Regions from separate parts of the Homo sapiens genome. Here region 2 is linked to region 1. The links are chromatin contacts, found by Hi-C in ENCODE. All regions are on one chromosome and are shown on one strand. The core of a region is the stretch at or near the end of the contact, and the rest is flanking DNA. Distances in the headings are between cores, read along the strand shown. Region 1 holds the start of MIR155HG (MIR155 host gene). Region 2 overlaps LINC00189 (long intergenic non-protein coding RNA 189).

Region 1 (2,785 bases), core at 24-2,523:
TTTGAATTATAAGAGAAAAAGCATGTATCTTAAGAATAGAGGGTTTTAAAATGCTCCCAAGTTCCTTAACCAACCTGAGCCATCTGTAAATTAAGTACTATGGGATTTCCAGCTCTGACATGTATTCTGACATGTAACTGGCATCAGTTTAATACAAACTATTCTAAAATGTCTTGTGCCCTTGACAGGGAGGTCCAAGTACTGGATACTTGCAATGCAATCCAGCAGTGGCCCCGTCTTTCTTACAAAAAGGCCCCAGTCACATGTTGATGAGGCTAGATCTATTCCTGTCCTCCTTCTCTTCCCCATATTTCCTTATTCTTCTTCAAGTCTAAACGTTTATTGAACTGAGACCCATGAATGAGTTACTCGACTAGGCTTGTAGGATAAACTTGCCAGGCTTTAGATCTATTTGTTCCTTTCCATCCCCCAAAATCAAATGGCTGCTCCAGGAAAATGTTCCCCTTGTGGCAGGGTCCGGGAGAAAAGAGAGAAGCGACAAAACCAAAAATTAAAACGACCGAAGTCCCATATGCTCCAGGAATATGTCCTGGAGATGGGAGTGGAGGGCAGGGGGAGAATGTTGTTGAGGTCAAAATTTTTGAAGTTTTAAGTCCTATATCTTGACATCCCGAGTATAAATGCGGGTACCAGACACAGTACAAACGTTCTCAAAGCCCAGTTACGTATTCCAAACCAAACGCGGGCTCTTGAAGGGTGATGAGGTAGGGATGAAATCCAGGATCGCCTGAAGACCATTTCTTCCTCTCTTAGGGACCTGCTGGTCTCCAGCTGATTCGGTCCAGGAGGAAAAACCTCCCACTTGCTCCTCTCGGGCTCCCTGCAAGGAGAGAGTAGAGACACTCCTGCCACCCAGTTGCAAGAAGTCGCCACTTCCCCCTCCAGCCGACTGAAAGTTCGGGCGACGTCTGGGCCGTCATTTGAAGGCGTTTCCTTTTCTTTAAGAACAAAGGTTGGAGCCCAAGCCTTGCGGCGCGGTGCAGGAAAGTACACGGCGTGTGTTGAGAGAAAAAAAATACACACACGCAATGACCCACGAGAAAGGGAAAGGGGAAAACACCAACTACCCGGGCGCTGGGCTTTTTCGACTTTTCCTTTAAAAAGAAAAAAGTTTTTCAAGCTGTAGGTTCCAAGAACAGGCAGGAGGGGGGAGAAGGGGGGGGGGGTTGCAGAAAAGGCGCCTGGTCGGTTATGAGTCACAAGTGAGTTATAAAAGGGTCGCACGTTCGCAGGCGCGGGCTTCCTGTGCGCGGCCGAGCCCGGGCCCAGCGCCGCCTGCAGCCTCGGGAAGGGAGCGGATAGCGGAGCCCCGAGCCGCCCGCAGAGCAAGCGCGGGGAACCAAGGAGACGCTCCTGGCACTGCAGGTACGCCGACTTCAGTCTCGCGCTCCCGCCCGCCTTTCCTCTCTTGAACGTGGCAGGGACGCCGGGGGACTTCGGTGCGAGGGTCACCGCCGGGTTAACTGGCGAGGCAAGGCGGGGGCAGCGCGCACGTGGCCGTGGAGCCCGGCCTGGTCCCGCGCGCGCCTGCGGGTGCCCCCTGGGGACTCAGTGGTGTCGCCTCGCCCGGGACCAGAGATTGCGCTGGATGGATTCCCGCGGGCAGAGGCAGGGGGAAGGAGGGGTGTTCGAAACCTAATACTTGAGCTTCTTTGCAAAGTTTCCTTGGATGGTTGGGGACGTACCTGTATAATGGCCCTGGACCAGCTTCCCTGTTGGAGTGGCCAGAGAAGTGTGTAAAACACACTAGAGGGGCAGGGTGGAAAAAGAGACTGCCTTCAAAACTTGTATCTTTTCGATTTCATTTTGAAAAATAACTACAAATCTATTTTAATTTTACAAAGTTAGACTCATAGCATTTTAGATATCAATGTCTTCATTTAACAGAAGTGAAGATGGAGCAAACGCTCAATCAGCGTCTGTATTTATTCGCTCCTGTTGTGCCAGGGTGCGTTTTTGCCGAGCGGTTGCCTTTCTTTACTCACAAAACCCCCTTGATGTCTGTCCTCCACGTTTTACGAGGGAGAGCCGGATCTTTTGAAGTTTGTATCATCTAAAGCAGGTATATTGGGATGACTATGGATAGAATTTAACCTGAAAACACTGAAGTTGACAGCTGACAAAGATATAAGAATCCAAAGTATGTTAAAAATTAAGGAGCTGAGGCCCACAGAAGTGAAGTTACTTTTCCAGCATCACACAGCAGATCTAGGACCCTGTGTGATTTGAAAAGGCCAAGGTATCTAATGATGCTCATAATTTAGTTTACATTTTGTGTCAAATAGATGAGGTCAAGTGGACATTATGTGTATATTCCAAAGCCAAAATTACTGCTTGTAATATCCATTCATCTCTCCGAAGACGTAGTGCCTCTTTTATATGGCTTTAACCTAATGTATAATCGAAGTGAATTAGGGCAGCCAGACTTTTAATCACAGGACTGATCTTTTAAAAACGGGTATATGTAAAGTTAATTGCTTATCTATGTGAACAGTAATATACACTATAAAAAGTTTTCAAGGCAACTTCCTGCCTGTGGTTTAATTTGATAGTCACAATGATAGGAAATTGGCAGGGTTAGGTGGTGGTATCTACATTTTGCCCATGAGGACTTGTGGCTCAGAGAATTTGAGTTTTTTCTAGTAAGGTCACTAGGTCCCTAGTGCACAGCCTGCTTTTAGGTACGGATGTGGGATGGGGGTGTCGGCAGACCACAGGGTTTTGACTCTCAGTTTGGGCTCATTTCCATGACTCCTTGCTGCCT
Region 2 (2,907 bases), core at 14-2,513, 3.7 Mb after region 1:
TTAGGGAGGGTCAGAATCCTGTAGCCTCCAGCTGCGTAAGTCCTAAAACATAATTTCAAATCTTGTGGCTAATTGGTCCTATAAAGGCAGTCTAGTCCCCAGGCAAGAAGGAGGCTTGTTTTGGGAAAGGGCTGTTATGGTCTTTGTTGTAAACTATAAATTCCTCCCAAAGTTAGCTCGGTCTATGCCCAGGAAGGGACAAGGACAGCTTAAAGGTTAGAAGGAAGATGGAGTTGGTTAGGTCAGATCTCTTTCACTGTCTCAGTCATAATTTTGCAAAGGCAGTTTCAATATCACAGTTCCTCTCCTCCCTGCTTAGGGAGACAGTGTCCCATAATTGTTAAGAGCACACCCTCTGACTCAAGCCATCTAGGTTCAAATCCTAGCCCTTCCCTTCTCCAGTTGCCGAACTCGAACAAGTATTGTAGCCTCTTCAAGCCCCATTTTTCATATCTGTAAAGCGGAGATCGTAACAAACTGTACATGTCGATGATGTCCACAGAGTTGGATCAAGGGTTACGAATCTGACAGCCCAAACCTCCAGACTGGCTGTGCTATTATTTCAGTTATTCTGACATGGCTCTGATGCAATGTGGACGTCAACAAAGCATTAAAAGTGAGAGACAGATTAGTAAGCAACTCCCTAAGGGTGGATTTTTAAATATGCACTAAAATTGTGGAGAAGTTAATATACTATATTAGTTCACTAGGGCTGCCATAAAAAAGTGCCAGAAGGACGCTAGGTGACTCAGAAAACAAAAATTTGTTTTCTCACAGTTCTGGAAGCTGTGAATCTAAGATCAATGTGTCAGCAGGTTGACTTCTGAGGCCCCTCTCCCTGGCTTGTAGATCTGTGACTTCAGATTGTCTTCCTTCTGTGTGTCTGTGTCCTAATCTTATAAGGACACCAGTCAGATTACATTAGGACCCATGCCAATAACCTCATTTTACCTTAATTACCTCTTTAAAGCCTTTATGTCTGTTAAAGCAAACTATAGCCTGAGAAGGACTCCCTACTTCTATATTTGAGTCCTTGCGGATGAACCGTAACCTAACTTAATAGGCAGATAAAATTGAAAACCTAACTTAGTAGTATGCACCTGTAACAATAGCTAAATCCTAGCCAATCCCAGCAGCCATATTTCAACCATTCATACACTGCTTAGTGCTCAAACTGTGTTCAAATAAGGCAAACGCCAACCTCTAACCAATCCAGCCGTTCTGTACCTCACTTCCAATTTCTGAACGTCATTTCTCTTTTTTTTTTTGGTCTATAAATCTTCCACCACATGGCTGCGCTGGAGTCTTTGTGAATCTGCTGTGATTCTGGGGGCTGTCTGATTTGTGAAACGTTCATTGCTCAATTAAACTCCTTTAAATTTAAACCGACTGAAGTTTTTCTTTTATCATGTCCCAAAACAGGAACATTCTGAGGTACTAGAGGTTTGGAGTTCAACATATACATTTGGCGGAGGTTGCAGGAAGACAATTCAGCCCATAGCATGTACCTACCTAAGGTCTTAACTGGTAAACAAACAAACAAAAAACCAACCTAGTTATAGTTTTAAATTTGTTTCTATTTTATTTCCCATGAGGTAATCTAAAAGAACCTGGGGAATCCAGGTGCTTTTCAAAGCAGTACTTGTATGGTGTTTCATCATTACCTCTCAGCGGGAGGGAAATGAAACTCAGACGGGCCCATTTGGTTTCTATGATACCAGCTTTCCTCACCTTTCTTGGGGAGAGTGATTTTGAAACTATGGGCTACAAAAGACTTTTGGATTATGTGTGAGCTATGCTCTCTCTCTGGGACTCCTACTATGCTTTGTGATTGTGAAAATAAGTGATTCAAAATCTAAGCTGTTGGAACTCTAAATTATTTTGAGCCATAAGGAAATGTGAATTATGGGGCCTGAGTCACAAGACAGGCAGCTGTAAACTAGGCAGCTGTGAACTTTTTGTAATATTTTTGATTGTCTGAATTGTCTTTTCCCTTACCTACATTATTTTGTAAAATGTTGTGAATGGTTGTAGGACGTGCGACAGGTGTAGCTCACCTGCTTGGTCGCCCCAAAGCTCAAAGGAGGAGCATGCAGACAGGCAGGTGCAGAGGCCAGTACAAGCACTTTTGGGCTCCTGTCCCACGGCAGAGTCTAGGGGTGGGTCTCTGTGTCACTCGAAGCCCATGTAGGCATGTATTACAAAGCTCTTTCAGATTTGTTGTCTGCAGACGGCTTGTGTGTTAATCAGCTTAACGGACCCTCTGCCTTATTGTGAGGGCAGGGGGCCAGCGTGACAACTTTCTTTATCCCAAGCTCTTGTCCAGTGTCCTGAAAGAATCAGATCACACATGGGCTTGAAGGATGAGTGCAAGGTTTCATTGAGTGGTGGAGGTGGCTCTCAGTGAGATGGATGGGGAGGCAGAAGTGGGGATGGAGTGGGAAGGTGGTCTTTCCCTGGAGTCGGGCATCCAGCGGCCCAACTCTTCTCCAGCCACCCCTGGCCAAGCTCCCCTATGAGTCCAGACATCCTTCCTTTTCTCTCTTTCTCTGCTGCATTGTTCCACTGTCACTGGTCTGCTGGTTCACTGGTCCACTGGTCTGCTGGTCTTGATGTCCAGCTTCTTGTGTATGTGCCCGCTAAGGTCTTGGGTTTGTATGGGGGCAGGATGGGGGGTGCATGGCAGGCCAAAAGGCAAATTTTGGCCATGAAAACAGAAATGCCTGTCCTCCTTTAGGGCTGCCGGTCTTCAGGCTTGAGGGTGGGCCGTTTGTTGGGGAACCGCCCCCTTCTACCCAGTATTTCCCTGTTTCCTGTCCATATCAGTGAAGGATGCCAGAGGAGACCCCTTCCCTCTTACTATTGACTTTCATTATAGATTAACCTCTTTCTTCTCACACAAAAACT

Evidence for each region. A loop is a pair of places that touch in the nucleus more often than their neighbours do. Pooled maps may share reads with other maps.
Region 2: a loop to region 1 is called in a map with no recorded cell type, with 2.9 times the contacts of the local background. The contact joins the enhancer-like site here to the promoter of MIR155HG in region 1. A Hi-C loop is called at or near these places in 3 of 37 single-sample maps with no recorded cell type and 5 of 50 pooled maps.

What each region holds. Positions count from the first base shown.
Region 1 is chr21:25,560,872-25,563,656 of GRCh38, forward strand. MIR155HG (MIR155 host gene) reads left to right here and starts at 1,274. Exons shown (of 3, transcript NR_001458.3): 1 at 1,274-1,386. RefSeq lists an enhancer at 809-858 and silencers at 1,239-1,328, 1,339-1,618.
Region 2 is chr21:29,232,073-29,234,979 of GRCh38, forward strand. All of the region lies in intron 1 of LINC00189 (long intergenic non-protein coding RNA 189), which reads left to right. Among named protein-coding and RNA genes, the nearest start is that of LINC00189, 40 kb to the left of the region's middle. RefSeq lists enhancers at 1,455-1,634, 2,065-2,164. Within about 2 kb of position 1,264, at least 6 of the 41 ENCODE cell types and tissues checked have a DNase peak (open chromatin) inside an H3K27ac peak, as active enhancers do.